Regions from separate parts of the Homo sapiens genome. Here all the other regions are linked to region 2. The links are chromatin contacts, found by Hi-C or POLR2A ChIA-PET in ENCODE. All regions are on one chromosome and are shown on one strand. The core of a region is the stretch at or near the end of the contact, and the rest is flanking DNA. Distances in the headings are between cores, read along the strand shown. Region 1 holds the start of SEPTIN8 (septin 8). Region 2 overlaps SLC22A5 (solute carrier family 22 member 5). Region 3 holds the start of TH2LCRR (T helper type 2 locus control region associated RNA).

What was found. Hi-C counts contacts between places; a loop is a spot of excess contacts on that map. ChIA-PET counts read pairs that join two places held with the same protein, here RNA polymerase II (POLR2A). Pooled maps may share reads with other maps.
Region 1: a map of chondrocyte shows a loop between it and region 2 (2.9-fold over the local background). The contact joins the promoter of SEPTIN8 here to the enhancer-like site in region 2. A Hi-C loop is called at or near these places in 1 of 168 maps with a recorded cell type or tissue (chondrocyte) and 8 of 50 pooled maps. POLR2A ChIA-PET finds 5 or more read pairs at or near these places in 1 of 52 experiments (AG04450).
Region 3: a map of endothelial cell of umbilical vein shows a loop between it and region 2 (3-fold over the local background). The contact joins the promoter of TH2LCRR here to the enhancer-like site in region 2. A Hi-C loop is called at or near these places in 2 of 168 maps with a recorded cell type or tissue (OCI-LY7 and endothelial cell of umbilical vein), 11 of 37 single-sample maps with no recorded cell type and 7 of 50 pooled maps. POLR2A ChIA-PET finds 5 or more read pairs at or near these places in 1 of 52 experiments (BJ).

Annotation. Positions count from the first base shown.
Region 1 is chr5:132,775,737-132,778,743 of GRCh38, forward strand. It overlaps SEPTIN8 (septin 8), which reads right to left and starts at 1,503. Exons shown (of 10, transcript NM_001098811.2): 1 at 1,372-1,503. The coding sequence starts at 1,401. RefSeq lists silencers at 1,274-1,683, 1,774-1,823.
Region 2 is chr5:132,386,412-132,389,117 of GRCh38, forward strand. It overlaps SLC22A5 (solute carrier family 22 member 5), which reads left to right. Exons shown (of 10, transcript NM_003060.4): 5 at 614-740; 6 at 2,510-2,610. Among named protein-coding and RNA genes, the nearest start is that of MIR3936HG, 18 kb to the left of the region's middle. RefSeq lists enhancers at 30-79, 220-429. Within about 2 kb of position 1,365, at least 28 of the 41 ENCODE cell types and tissues checked have a DNase peak (open chromatin) inside an H3K27ac peak, as active enhancers do; they include endothelial cell of umbilical vein, where a contact is called at or near this core.
Region 3 is chr5:132,654,813-132,657,630 of GRCh38, forward strand. TH2LCRR (T helper type 2 locus control region associated RNA) reads right to left here and starts at 1,342. Exons shown (of 3, transcript NR_132125.1): 1 at 1,239-1,342. It also overlaps a transcript of IL13 not described here. RefSeq lists silencers at 1,566-1,855, 1,916-2,005, 2,086-2,145.

The DNA of each region.
Region 1 (3,007 bases), core at 253-2,752, 390 kb after region 2:
GTCTCTTGGCCTCCAGCTAATCAGCAGGTCTGTTAGGATTCAGGCACTGCCCTCCTCCGGTACATAAATTCCAATTTATAATACGGGGCGAAGTGAATCTCTGAGTAGCCCAGCCTCTGAATCTGTTCCTCATGTATTTAAACTTACTTAACTGACATACGACCCCCTCTCCAATGGGAATAAAACACCCGAGTCTAGAAATTATGAAACCAAGAGCTCCTGCTTTAGTCATGCACATTTCCAAAGTAGAATAAGAAATGTATTTTCAGATTAAATGGAAAATTTACATATATAAATTGGGATGACGGTATTTATAGCATTAATTACATAAGTCCTGGCTCCCTTATTTAGCCCCAGAACCAATTCGTTATCGTTCACATATTCAGAATTCCCCCTTCCCTCCAACAGCCCTGGGCCTCCCTCCTCCTCCTCCTCCTTCTCCCCCTCCTCCCCCTTCCAGCCGACCAGGGCCTTACATGCTGGCAAGAGGACACAGCTTCCTTCACTGTCACAGCCTAGCCTCCCAGACACACCCAGATCCAGCCTTAGACAGCAGGGGATGTCCAGATACAACCCCCCAAAGGCCTCCCTCCCGCGAGTGAATTATGAAAGCCTTTAGTAAGTTGGCTGTCGGCAGGCTCAGGCCCAGTGAGACCCCTGCAGGGACCACCAGGGACATCAACCTTCTGAGGACCTGGACTGGAGCCCAAATAAACGCCCACTGGGCTGAGTCTGGAATCCCTCCAGCTCCTGGCGAATGGCTGCCGCAGACCCGACCACTGAGGCCTGACCTGCCTGGAGTCGCACCCAGGATTCCGGCGTGGGGAGCGGGGCAGAGGGGAGCGGGGGAGGAAGGAAAAGCAGGCCAAGGGTCTTCAGGACTCAAGTCTGCAACTGTCCTGGGCTCGTGTGGGAGACTCTCTCGGATCCTGGGGCCTCCATCCTCCCCGGCTGTACCTATCCCGCAGCACCTGTGCGGCTAGGACTCTTCCCCAAGTGTGCAGAAAGAAACACCCTGGGCGATAGGGTCCGGAGTGTCCCGGACCCTCACCTGCGGCCCCGCGGGCGCCACTCTATCTTCGCACCTGCCCGGAGCCAGGCGGGTCTTTGCTCCTTCCCGCGAAAGGGGTTAGCCTTGCCTGCGCCCCAGGAAGCGACCCCGACCAGCCGCCCGGCAAGGCAGGCCGCCCGACGCTCCGGGACCCCCCGATAGCGCGGCCGAGAGCCCGCGCCGGGGTCCTCGAGCTGGCCCGGTGTCGAGGCCCGGCCGTGAGGCGCTGACAGCCCGCTTCGCGCCCCCCGCCAGCTGCAGGGCGGCCCCTCCTGCGCCCCGCGCCTCCCGCGCGCGCCGTGGCCCAGCGGGGCCCTCACCGAGAAGCGCTCCAGGTCGGTGGCCGCCATGGCGAGCTCCGCACCGGGCGGGTGGGCTGGGACGAGCGCAGGGGCAGCGACAGGGACCAGCCGGCTGCGGGACGCGCTCCGCCCGGGCGGCTGCGGCTGAATGGATCCAATATGGCCACTTCCTGGAAACTCCCCTTGGCGGCGGCGGCGGGAGAAGCCGCGGAGCCGCCCCTGCCCCCGCCCGCGGGACCGGCCTCCCCGCCCGGCCCGGCCACGAGCGCAGCCGGAGCCCCGCCGCTTGGACGGCCGGGGGTCTCCGCGGCGAGGCGGGAGGTGCCAGCTGCGGGGACTGCTGGGACTTGTAGTCCGCGCGTTGGGGGACCGGGACGGCAGTGTCGGGGGGCTCGGGGCTGGTGCCCGGCGGGCCTCTGCGTGTCCCCTGGAGCCTGGGGCCGAGCCTAGGTGAGAGTCTCCTGGGTCCGCGCGCTGGAAAGCCTTTCCCGTAAGGGGGAAGTGGGGCACGGCGTGCGCCCTAGAGATCTCCCCCACCAAGCCGTCTCCACCCGCTGGAGCCTGCAAATGTGCTGGGACCACCAACCAGAGTGTGGACAAGCTGCGGGAGACCCGTCGGATCCGGGAGAGGCCGCGGCAGCCTAGTCTGCGGGTGTCTTGGGCCCCACCTGATGCTCCGGCCGGAGCTAAGGCGGGAACCCCGGCGGGACCCGCGCGTCCGGCCAGGCGGCCTTCCCGGGCAAGGGACCAGCCTTCGGCTCCTTGTGCAACCAACGAGCAGGATGCGCAGTTTAGGCTGGGATTCCTGCAATAGAAAAGCGGAGCTCGACGGTCAAGGCGTCAGATTGCAAGTGTCCATCACCCTGCCTGTCCCAAGGGCTTGGGACAACGTCTTAATGGTTCCACCATTGTGCAAAGAGGATGACCACTCCCAGTGCGTGCACGTTCTCTCCGCTAATGTCACTGCTCAAAACGTTCAGAAAATTAACACTTACGCCAGGGTCGGAGGCCTCAGGAGGTTCTGTATCCTTCTCACTGACAATCTATACAAAAGCAGCTCCCAAATCCTCTGAAACCCCGTTTCTTTCTCTTCCCTCTGCCTTTCTCTCTGCTCTTTCTGGGAATGTGGCAAGGTTTGCCCCCTACCCCCCACTGGCCTCATCCCAGGTTGGTCCACCCTCCACACACACCCCTCACCCCAGTATGCTGAGAAGCAACCTGACCTGTTTCTCCTACTCAGAAACTTGTGCTGACTGGAGGTGCCTAAAGACCACGTTCGACTTAGCACACCTGGCTTAAGAGGAGCCCCCTCTCTGCTGTTTGACCTTGTCACCCTGATTTGGCTTTCCCCTCCTCACTCTCCCAGGCAAACTGTAGCTTGTCCCCAAGGTGGACTGACTTCCCGCTGGACCTTCCTGACAATGTTTTCACTTTGCTCCTCTCTCTATGTTGCTGTTTCCCATGCTGTATTAAAGTTATCTACAAGAAATAGAGCAGAGCAGTGGTTAGGGTAGCTGGATCTATGGCAAACCTTCCTGGTGGAATCCTGCTAGCTTTTTAACCTTAGCTAGGCAAGTTACTTAACTATGCCTCCCTTCCCTGGTCCTAAAAATGAGAACAAGTATAGCACCTATGTTACAGGATTAAATAACAT
Region 2 (2,706 bases), core at 115-2,614:
TGGAGAGACGGGTTTCACTGCGTTGGCCAGGCTGGTCTGGAACTCCTAGCCTCAAATGATCCACCGGCCTTGGCCTCCTAAAGTGCTGGGATTATAGGAGTGAACCACTGCACCTGGCCAAACATGCTATTTTAGGTAGAGTATCTGACTAATCTGTTGGATAAATCAGGGGTAGGGTGAGGAGAGAAGAGAAGCTAAAAGGCCAGTGCAGAAGCTTCTGTTGGTGCCGGGGACAGGGAGGAGAGTGTAGCAGGGCCTGGGCTGACATAGACATGCACAGAAGCCAGGCTTCCGGAGCCCATCTTGCACCCATCTCCTCAGCCCAGCAGATGGCAACACTGCTCTTCAGAAATGGAGGTGGCCAGCCAGCATGGGGATGCCGTCAGGGGGTGCAGGGCTCTCCCATTTTTGTGCGGTGTGGGGTACACATAAGCTCATCCACCCCAGGTTATTGCTGCGTGTGGATCAGCTCTTTGCTTCTGGCTTGTGATCACCAAACATTCCACAAGCTCTGGTTCTGCAACCTTATTCCCACCTATGGCTGTGCTCTACCTGGTCTGTGGGTCTGCTGTTGGCAGGGAGGCCTCACTGAGATTGGACCTTGTACTGCCAGGTTCATCCCTGAGTCCCCCCGATGGCTCATCTCTCAGGGACGATTTGAAGAGGCAGAGGTGATCATCCGCAAGGCTGCCAAAGCCAATGGGATTGTTGTGCCTTCCACTATCTTTGACCCGAGTGAGGTAAGCACCATGTGGGTGTGGGTGAGAGGGACAGACTGACCGTGATTTGAGAGCAGCAGCACCCAGCCCTGAAGTCCTCCCTGCTCACAGCAGCCCAGCCCTCTCTCCGCCCAAGCCCCAACTGCCCATTCCCCCCATCCCCCCACTCCCCACCCCCACACGGGCCCTGTTAACACTCAGAAGTTGAGGAATAGGTTACAGCTGCCTCACTCTTTTCACCACGGGTTTCAGATTTTCATTTTTTACTTCCTTTCTAGGCAATCATATATTTTAACCATTACTTCTAACAATAAATACTCTTTTTGAGTAATAGGCCTTTCATAAAGTCAGCATTTGGGAAAATCATTGTTTCTTATACCTAAGGTGGCTTGTCACCTTACAAAGCTAACCCCAAACGTAAAATGTAAAGCACAAATAGATTTGGAGTTAGAAGTATTTCATCTCTTGAGTATTAGCAATTATTCATTAAAAAGAAAAAAAAAGTGTTTAGTCTCTTTCTGCCCTCCAATGGTTAATTATTGCATATCATCTTGGAGTCAGGTCCTTTTTGATGTCCACCTCTTCCCCCTACCCCACCCCTCCCGTCAGCCCTGTTCTCACACACCATGACTCATTTCTTGGCTCTACCTAGTTCCTGGTTCTTGCTTTTCCTTCCCGTTCCCTCTCCTACCATCTCTGTAGCAGGCAGTTTTCCTTGGTCTCGTGACTATGAGAGGTTAGAAGCTGTAAATGCTGCCTGGTGGGGTTCTGGAATGTGTCTGTGGTCTGACTGGAAGATGAGGGGTTGGGTGTGGGAACAGCCACAAGCAGCCCTGCTGAAGTGTGAGAGGCAGGCATGGTTGGGCTTGGAAAAGAGGGAACAGTTATTGTAGACAGCGGAGGCCAATGGCCACTGCCAGCCCTGCAGACTTCCCAGTGAGTGGTGGCCCAGCAGCCACTGTCAGCATGCACCAGAAAGGGGTCCTGTGCGCAAAGGTCAGGCAGGAGTGTGGCAGAGGGCTTTTAAGTTAGGTGGTTTTGGGGGCTTTTAAGTGAGGGGTCAATCTGGGTGAATGCATAAGCCCCACTGGCATCTTTGAGGAAATGAGGCTATTTCAGGGGATACTTTCAGTCCAAAGTTGACCTTTTGTTGAACTTCTAACTCTGGAAAAACAAGCTCCAAACCTGGGTTTGCTTAAGAAAGCAACATCAGTGTGTTTAGACGTGTGGTTTATTAATGGCCTTGGCTGTGCTGAATTTCATAGGAAGTCACTCTGGGTGAAGCTCAGGTCAATTTTCCTGTTTTTCTATTTGAATTCTTTTTCCCTGGAAGCACACCAGTAACTACATAGTATAAGGACTCAAAACATTAACTTTTAAAAAATATCAGACCAATAAACCACACAGCCAGGTACTCTCTCTGACCCAGAGGGCAGGGAGCCAGGCTTCGGGAGGAATACTTAGAGGCCTCCTTGGAATGTGGCCACCGACAGGAATATGTGGGGGTGCAGTGAGGAAGCTGTCAGCCTGGGCCTCTGTCTTCCTGTACCCTTGAGGGACTGGTCACTTACTTTTCCTCATTTTCATTCACTCTGATTTGTTACTGACAAGGCCTAGGGAAGTTTTCACAGCCTAAAACACAGTCAGTATACTTACTGTTCTTAGAAACGTAACACTCCCCGACGCTGAGATGCAGACAGCTAAGATGCCAGGGATTCAAGTATGTTATTGTGTGCTCTGAGTCTCTGACCACCTCTTCTTCCCATACACTTATGATGTTGTTCCTGCAGTTACAAGACCTAAGTTCCAAGAAGCAGCAGTCCCACAACATTCTGGATCTGCTTCGAACCTGGAATATCCGGATGGTCACCATCATGTCCATAATGCTGTGGTATGTAAAAGAGACCTGCCTGAGGCTTCCAGACAAAGCTTCTTGAAGTGGCCATTGGGCCTCTTGTTTACAGACATGCCTCAGACAAAATTCAAA
Region 3 (2,818 bases), core at 92-2,591, 270 kb after region 2:
TATATGATGCCACTTCACATGTAGGGACAAGGGAAAATAAGACCATATATTCACAGTTGCTTGTATTTACATAAACTAATAGGATACCAAAAAAAAAAAAAAACAACACCTAAGAAAAATAGTTACTTGTGAGGGAAGGTGGAGATTCCACTGAATTTTTTACATACACAGTTGACCCTTGAACAGCAGGTTCTGAACTGCACAGATCCACTTATCCACGGATTCTCTCCTGCCTCTGCCACCCCTGAGATGACAAGACCGACCCCTCCTCTTCTTCCTCCTCGGCCTGCTCAACGTGAAGACAGTGACGCTGAAGACCTTTGTGATGTTCCACCTCCACTTAATGAATAGGAAATATATTTTTTCCTCCTTCCTTGTGATTTTCTTAACAACCTTTTTTTTTTTTTTTTTTTTTTTTTAAGACGGAGTCTCACACTGTCGCCCAGGCTTAAGTGCAGTGGCGCGATTTCGGCTCACTGCAAGCTCCGCCTCCCGGGTTCACGCCATTCTCCTGCCTCAGCCTCCTGGGTAGCTGGGACTACAGGCGCCCACCACCACGCCCGGCTAATTTTTTTGTATTTTTAGTAGAGACGGGGTTTCACCGTGTTAGCCAGGATGGTCTCAATCTCCTGACCTCGTGATCCGCCCATCTCGGCCTCCCAAAGTGCTGGGATTACAGGCGTGAGCCACCGCGCCCGGCCTATAAACAACCTTTAAAAGACAGTAAGGGACACAGCAGGGCAGTAAGTGCCTCACTCACAAGAGGAGCAGCAATGCCAGAGGCCCATAGAGCACGGATTCCCAGCGCTGCCGTTTTACATAATCAGCCTTCTTGATTTTTAAAATTATCTGCATTCGTAACTTTCCTAAAAATAAAAATCTAAAAAATTAAATCCTTTCACTTACAAAAACAACTCTCTCAGGCCTTACTCCTCCTGACTGGGCATCATGTCTTTGCCAACGGAGACCCAGAGTCCAGAGAAACCCGAAAAAGCAACCCCAGCTTTCCCAGGATGAGCTGGTCGGGAGGAAGGGAGGTCCCAATCCCAGCGCTTCGGGGCCAGAGCAAAGCGAAGAGGCTCCCCATGGCCATAAGCGGGCGGCCCACGCAGCGCATTGCAGGCAGGTGCGAGCCACATGCGCCAAGTGCCCGGAGCGGCCCTTTGGTAGTTAGTGTTAATTAAAATTACCCGCACGGGAGTGGATCCCCGCTGACAATCTAGAAACAAGCAACAGACCCTCTGATGTAGCCATCTGTGCCGCGCCTCTCCGCACCGCCCGCCACGCCTTGGTCCCTGGAGACCACCCTCCAGGGCAGGGGCTGCCGCTCGGCCGGGCCCGCGGGGTCCCTCGGCCTGACATGGCCGGTGCTGGAGCGGCACGTGCGCGCCTCGGCCCCTCGGCCGCTCCCGCCCCTCGCCGGTGCGCACCGGCGCTCGGGGAGCCGCTGGCCCGGGTGTCCAGCCGGCCCTTGCCCTGCCTGGCGCTCGGACCGCCACCTTTGCCGCCCCCTCGCCAGCCTCCGCAGCTTCCAGACTGGCCGGTCTGCGCGCCCACCCCTGCCTCCCGGACCGGCCACCGCCGGAGGCCGCGGAGGAGGGCCCGGCCGCGCAGATCCCGCTTATCGGGCCCATCTCCCGTTACATAAGGCCACCCCCCTATCTCCGCGGGCCATCGCCGCCGCAACCGCCGCGCCAGCGCCTTCTCCCACGCGCGGGGGCGCCCCTGCCCACCGCTCCCGGCAGGGCTTTTGGTGGCCATGGGGGATAAGGGGCGTTGACTCACCCGGGCGGGGCTCCGGGAGTTGCACAGACCAAGGTAGTTCCCCGCTCCTTCCCCCATCACGGAGACCCTGTGGGAGATGCCGTGGGCCCTCTACTACAGATTAGGAAACAGGCCCGTAGAGGGGTCACACGGCCAAGTAGCGGCACTCCAGGCACTGGGGGCCCTCGAGGGGAAGGGGCAGACTTCTGGGAGTCAGAGCCAGCAGCTGGGCTGGGAAGCTTCGAGTGTGGACAGAGAGGGTGGGAATGACGTTCCCTGTGGGAAGAGAGGGTGGGCAAGCCTGGGATGCCTCTGAGCGGGAATCCAGCATGCCTTGTGAGGAGGGTCACAAGCACACCCTTGTGAGGAGGTTGAGCCCCATCGAGGACAGGACGGAGGGAGCCTGAGCAGGCAGAGAGGGGGCCTGGGGAGGCGCTGGTTCGGGGAGGAAGTGGGTAGGGGAGAAATCTTGACATCAACACCCAACAGGCAAATGCCGTGGCCTCTGCTGTGGGGGTTTCTGGAGGACTTCTAGGAAAACGAGGGAAGAGCAGGAAAAGGCGACATGGCTGCAGGGGCCAAGCCCAGGAGCCGCCCTCCACAGCACTCATTCTGCAGAAGGGAAATTTGAGGCCCCCAGACGGCAGGGGTTGATCCTGCAGAGACTGGTGAGCAAAGGGGATCACCCCAAGCCCCAGTGGCACTAGGAACACTTACAATCTCTGACCTGGACTAAGGCTGCCAGCCTGGCCCAGTTAAGAGTTTCCCAGAAGGATGGCCCATACACTTTAAATTAAAGGGGCCAGACACGTGCACACTACTTCCAGCCACTCTGGAAGCTGAGGTGGGGGGATCGCTTGAGTCTGGGAGTTGGAGGCCAGCCTAGGCAGGCAACATAGTGAGACCCCATCTCCAAAAAAACAAAACAAAACAAAACAAAAAAACACCAAAAAAGCTCCCAGAAAGACCTCTGAATCTTTCTGGATCTCTCAGTGGAGACCTGGAAATCTGAACTTTGACAATCCCTCTCACAGTGGGGCCAAGGAGGAATTAG